Regions from separate parts of the Homo sapiens genome. Here region 2 is linked to region 1. Evidence: read pairs that join two places in POLR2A ChIA-PET (ENCODE). Cell type or tissue: A673. All regions are shown on one strand. Links, peaks and the distances in the headings refer to the core of each region. The heading gives the core; the rest is flanking DNA. Region 1 overlaps ATP6V0D1-DT (ATP6V0D1 divergent transcript). Region 2 holds the start of HSD11B2 (hydroxysteroid 11-beta dehydrogenase 2).

Region 1 (2,903 bases), core at 306-2,805:
GTTATACAAAAACAGGCAGGGTTCCACTCCTGGCACTAGGTTTGTTCTTGTGTTTGTTCTCTGTTCAGGGTTATGCCACGCAGAGGGTAGGAGGGGAATTAGTCCATGGTTATGTGTCCTCACAGATGACCACTGAGAAGGCCACCATGCCTAGTCGTCACGACTCTAGGCCCAGCAACTTGCTGAAGACTCTGCAGTGCTGGGGACCCAGGCATTTTTGTGAGGCTGTCCACACCCTATCTGCCTGTGAGGACTGGGCAGTCCATCTGGGGGTCTGGCTGCCTCTCCTGCGTGCTGCTGGGAGGCTAGGCCTGACTGTCATTGCTCTACGGCCACATCCCCAGCCACGCTCTTCTTTTTCTTCTTTCAGCCAGAGGGAGCCCTGAATTCATGCAGAGGAGTTTTTCTACCTTCCATCTGCTTCTGCATATCATCTTGTCTACTTAATGCCCCTCCTTCCGGATTTATAGAACAGTATGCATAATATGACCCCAACTGCATTCCAAAAAATAGATGTAGATGTAAGCTTAGAGATGCAAAGAAACTTTTTGAGAGAATTCACTATGCTTCTCGCGGGTGGTGACACAGTTCAAGGAGGTTCCATGGGGTGTAATGTTTATCTTTCTCTTTTGTCCTTCTGATCATTGAAATGATGCTTTGTGTGTGTGAACATGTATTACTTTTATAATTAAAATAGAAAAATTAATTTGAATGGGACAAATGCTCGAAGTCAAAGTCACCTGTTATAACTGCTGTCACTAACAGGGCAACTGTTTGAAAATGCTGCAGAAACATGAGAAATGTTCATGAAGTGACCCTGTGGAGGCTTCCGGTCACAGGATCATGTGAGCGCCACGATCACCCCAGGGGTGGAGCAGATGCTAAGTGTTCACCACACCCAATTCTCTTCCTGGACACACAGGAAGATGACATTTCCAGTGACATGCCCCACCTCTAGGCCCTAGTCTTTTTTTTATTTAAAGGTCTGAGTCTTGTTCTGTCACCCAGGCTGGAGTGCAGTGCTGTGATCATGACTCACTGCAGCCTCAACCTCCTGTGCTCAAACAATCCTCCCACCTCAGCCTCCCTAATAGCTGATGTCATATAGGCATGAGCCAGTGTGCCTGGCTCAGGCCCTACCCTTAAAAGCATCCCACCTGATTCACCAGCCCCCTTCTCTCTCTCAGTAAACTTGGAAACCACGCATTCCAGATGGTATAATTTACAGCATGATGGAAAAAGCCAGCTCTCCATGGGAAGCTGGCCAGTCTTCATTGGAGTACATTTTTATTGCATGAAGCCAATGAGACTTGATATTGTTTAACTCTGTGGTTTCCAAAGTGCGGTCCTTTTGAAGTATCCATAAAGTCTACACTAGGTTCACGGTAATATTAAGATGTTATTTGTCAGCTGGGCACGGTGGCTCACGCCTATAATCTCAGCACTTTGGGAGGCCAAGGCAAATGGATAATGAGGTCAGGAGTTTCAGACCAGCCTGGCCAACATGGTGAAACCCAGTCTCTACTAAAAATACAAAAATTACCTGGGTGTGGTGATGCATGCCTGTAATCCCAGCTACTCAGGAGGAGGCTGAGGCAGGAGAATTGCTTGAATCCGGGAGGCAGAGATTGCAGTGAGCTGAAATCTCACCACTGCACTCCAGCCTGGGTGATGGAGCAAGACACTGTCTCAAAAAAAAAAAAAAAGATATTATTTGTCTTTCATGAGTGTACAGTGGGATTTTCCAGAGGCTACATGACATGTGTTTTTTTATTTTGTTTTTTATACTGACAGAGGGGTCTTGCTATGTTGCCCAGACTGGTCTTCCAACTCCTGGCCTCAAGTGATCCTCCCGCCTTCACCTCCCAAAGTGCTGGGATTATAGGTGTGAGCCACTGCGCCTGGCTGTTTGTGACATGTGATGTTGAAACAGGTTGAGTATAGAAGCAGATATGGGAATTAAACCAGAATATTAAACCAGACATTGAAGAGATTTGCAAAAAATACAAAACAATACCACTGTTTTCACTTTCTTTTTGGTTTGGAAAAATGTAGTTATTTTTCATTAAAAGTATGTTGTGTTGGCTGGGCACAGTGGCTCATGCCTGTAATCTCAACGCTGGGAGACTGAGGTGGGAGGATCACTTGAGATCAGGAGTTCGAGACCAGCCTGACCAACATAATGAAACCCCATCTCTACTAACAATATAAAAATTAGCTGGGCTGGCTGAGCGCGGTGGCTCACGCCTGTAATCCCAGCACTTTGGGAGGCCAAGGCGGGCGGATCATGAGGTCAGGAGATCGAGACCATCCTGGCTAACATGGTGAAACCCCATCTCTACTAAAAATACAAAAAATTAGCTGGGCGAGGTGGCGGGCGCCTGTAGTCCCAGCTGCTCAGGAGGCTGAGGCAGGAGAATGGCGTGAACCCAGCGGGCAGAGCCTGCAGTGAGCAGAGATCGCGCCACTGCACTCCAGCCTGGGCGACAGCAAGACTCCGTCTCAAAAAAAAAAAAAAAAAATAACTGGGCTTGGTGGCATGCGCCTATAATCCCAGCTACTTGAGAGGCTGAAGCAGAAGAATTGCTTGCACCTGGGAGGGGCAGGTTGCAGTGAGCCAAGATCGCACCACTGCACTCCAGCCTGGGCAACAGAGCAAGACACCTTCACCTTCTCAAAAAAAAAAAAAGTTGTGTTAACATGTAATGGTTTCATGATATCATTTTAAATAAATTAATAAACATGTAAACATTTTCTCTGTTTTAATTTCTCACATGGTAAATATTAATGGTGTGAACCAAAAAGTGACTGAGGCATCTCAATCAATTTAGAGGTTTATCTTGCCAAGGTTGAGGACACGCCCGGGGAAAAAGAGACACAAGTCACAGTACGATCTGTGTCCT
Region 2 (2,903 bases), core at 263-2,762, 74 kb before region 1:
CAGGGGTGCTGTGTCTGCCTCCAAGCCTGGGCCATACATTCACCGCAACAGGAATCAGTGACTTTGGAAAAGGAATGTTTCCCTGAGTTTCTAGAGGCAGGATGACCCAGACCGAAGGACAGAGAGTTACCAGAAACACACACAATGCACACAAATGTACTCACTTGCACACACAGGGTCATGGCATAGGGAGTGACACAACCAAATGGCCTGGACAAGCCACAGAGTCCCATGGACACAAGTGCTTACAAACACAGGCACACAAGGTCATGTACCCAAGGTCAGGCACACACACCCTCCTCATTCAAGTCCTGCCTCCCAGGTCTGGGGCTTGCCTGTCATCTGTCCTTAGGAGGAGGGATAGGTGGAGGCACAGGAGTGGCTCAGGGCAAATTGGTCCTCCACCCAGAGACTCTCCCTTTAGGTGGGTCTGGCTCCCAGCCTCCCCTGAGATTTCCCTGGCTCACCAGGGGGCTGTGTCTGGTGGCAGAGAGGGCTTTGGAGGAGGCATTGCCCTGAAACCCTGGCAGAGCCTGGGCACCTAAGAGAGAATGAGCAACAGGGCTAGGAAGTGTGACAGGGAGTCCACAACCTCCCAGGATCTTGGGAGGGCAGGGATGAGGCACTGAGCACGGCCTGGAAGCCCACGGGAAGCAGGGACCCCTCTGTCGAGGGCTACACCTACTGCTCTCAGCATCAAGCCTGCAGCCAGGTACTGGCACCAACTCCCAGTGCCTGGCAGAGCCCTGGCATGGATGCTAGGCACAGGGTGCCAGACACGGGGGTGGGCAGGGTGGGGGGCCACTGGGCCACACACAAGCATGGAGACCTTCACACACGCAGGCAGAAAAATCCACCCACACTCATACCACTTATTTTACCCCCTGGGGGTTCAGGGGAGCAAGGCAGGGACCACCCTGTCCTAGAGGCTGCCTTCACCGACGTCCCTCTGGCCTGGCTCTTGGGGTTGGCGGGGGTGGGCCATAAGTAATGGGAGACCTAGGTGCTTCCTCTGACACCCCACCCTCCACTGACCCCCACACACATACATTTGTGAGGCAGGAAGTGGGGTTGTGCGTCCCCAGGTTTAAGCCCTGGAAGGAAAGGGAAAGACGGGGCAGAGACTCCAAGAACCGGGAGCGGTCGTCCTGTTCCCCCGCCAGCCCCTGTCCCAGGCAGGTTTTGTGGCCGCGAGCTGCTCAGGGGTGAGCGCGCCTTAGGGTGTGTGCGCCAGGGACCTGGCGCAGCCGACCACGTGGGAGTGCGGCGCGTGTACGGGCGCGGGCGGCAGCGGCAGCGGCAGCGGAGACCGGGTGAGCACCGGCTGGTTCCTCGCGGTGTTCCTGCAGGCTTGGCGGCCGCGGTGGTGCGATCAGCAAAGGGCACCGGGATGCCGGTTGTGCGTGTCCTCAGGTGTCCCGAACAAGCGTGAGTGGCATGTGCTCACCTGAGCGCGGCGGCTTGGCGGCCCCGGGCGTGTGGGTGGGGGCGCGGCGGAGAGCTGAGGCCGGGCACCCGGGCTGGACCGACGGGCCCTCTCCCAAGCACCGCCCGCAGCCAGGCGGCTCCTCGAGCGCAGCAACTTTGGGACTTTGTTCCGGCTTTTTCCAAATCGAATCTGGTCGAGGGGGCGGGGCGGGGGGGGAGCACCTGCCCTGCGGGGGGTGCCGGGAGAGAAGTGAAGGAAAGCCCCGCCCCCGCCCCTCCCGCTCCCCGCCCTCTCCCCCGCCCCCGGGGCTCTTCATAAGCTCGGCCCGAGGGCGAGCAGAGAAAGCGAGTGTCCCTCTCGCGCCCCAGGCCGGTGTACCCCCGCACTCCGCGCCCCGGCCTAGAAGCTCTCTCTCCCCGCTCCCCGGCCCGGCCCCCGCCCCGCCCCGCCCCAGCCCGCTGGGCCGCCATGGAGCGCTGGCCTTGGCCGTCGGGCGGCGCCTGGCTGCTCGTGGCTGCCCGCGCGCTGCTGCAGCTGCTGCGCTCAGACCTGCGTCTGGGCCGCCCGCTGCTGGCGGCGCTGGCGCTGCTGGCCGCGCTCGACTGGCTGTGCCAGCGCCTGCTGCCCCCGCCGGCCGCACTCGCCGTGCTGGCCGCCGCCGGCTGGATCGCGTTGTCCCGCCTGGCGCGCCCGCAGCGCCTGCCGGTGGCCACTCGCGCGGTGCTCATCACCGGTGAGTGCGCGGGTCGCGGAGCGCGGGGACTCCAGGCTCGAGGGCGGGACTGGACACTCAACAGGACTGACTCCCCATGGGCACAGCCAAGGCGGGCTCCTCAGCGCAAGAGTGGGAGAGTTCTCCACCCCTGGGTGCAGGGAGCGAGCCAAATAGGGAGCGCCGGGCACCTCCCCAAGCCCGGGTTCACTACCTGCCGCTGCGGGGAGTGTTGGAGGGAAAGTGAGACAGGGAGTGGGCCGGTTCGAGAAGGAAACTGACTGGTGGCTGAGAAGAGGGAACCTCCTGGAGTTTGAGAGTTTATGCCATTCCCTTCCCCAAGAGAGCAGTCTCAGGGGACTTCGGAGGCCTTGAGAAGGGAGGATCGTTACCCCTTGAACTCTGCCTGACATCCCCACCTAAGATACCCATCTCCCATTCCTCGGGCCAGAGGGAAGAGCTTAGATGGGGAACTTCCCCACCCCACCCATCCCCCACTGGCTGGGATCCTTGGAGTTCAGAAAAGCTAGAGGTCACCGTGAGGGGCAGCTGGACATTCAGCTGTCTTTCTGTCTAGCCACCCACTGCCAAACTGCTGAGGCAGTAGTTTGGAGCCTACACCCAGCACCCCACCCCCAAGCCCTCCTGGTCCTCTGTGCCCAGGAAGGAGCTCTTAGAGAGCTGGGCTCAGGTGCCTCTGGCCGCCTAGCTGAGCTCCTTTGTCTGGAGCAGGGAATAAATCTGTCACCAGAGGGAGGGAAG

Evidence for each region. Peaks named below come from ENCODE experiments on the same cell type or tissue, not always from the same donor. Only the 100,000 strongest peaks of a DNase experiment are listed, where the experiment ranks them.
Region 2: POLR2A ChIA-PET joins it to region 1 with 15 read pairs; 6 of 35 experiments call an interaction of 5 or more read pairs at or near these places.

Annotation. Positions count from the first base shown.
Region 1 is chr16:67,503,655-67,506,557 of GRCh38, forward strand. ATP6V0D1-DT (ATP6V0D1 divergent transcript) reads left to right here. Exons shown (of 4, transcript NR_184227.1): 4 at 371-2,749. Among named protein-coding and RNA genes, the nearest start is that of AGRP, 22 kb to the left of the region's middle. RefSeq lists an enhancer at 1,074-1,183. In A673, for the core only: no CTCF peak of the experiment used is centred there; no DNase peak of the experiment used is centred there.
Region 2 is chr16:67,429,352-67,432,254 of GRCh38, forward strand. It overlaps HSD11B2 (hydroxysteroid 11-beta dehydrogenase 2), which reads left to right and starts at 1,770. Exons shown (of 5, transcript NM_000196.4): 1 at 1,770-2,162. The coding sequence starts at 1,898. RefSeq lists silencers at 1,439-1,488, 1,709-1,888. In A673, for the core only: no CTCF peak of the experiment used is centred there; a DNase peak (open chromatin) is centred at 1,780; H3K4me3 peaks cover 730 bases.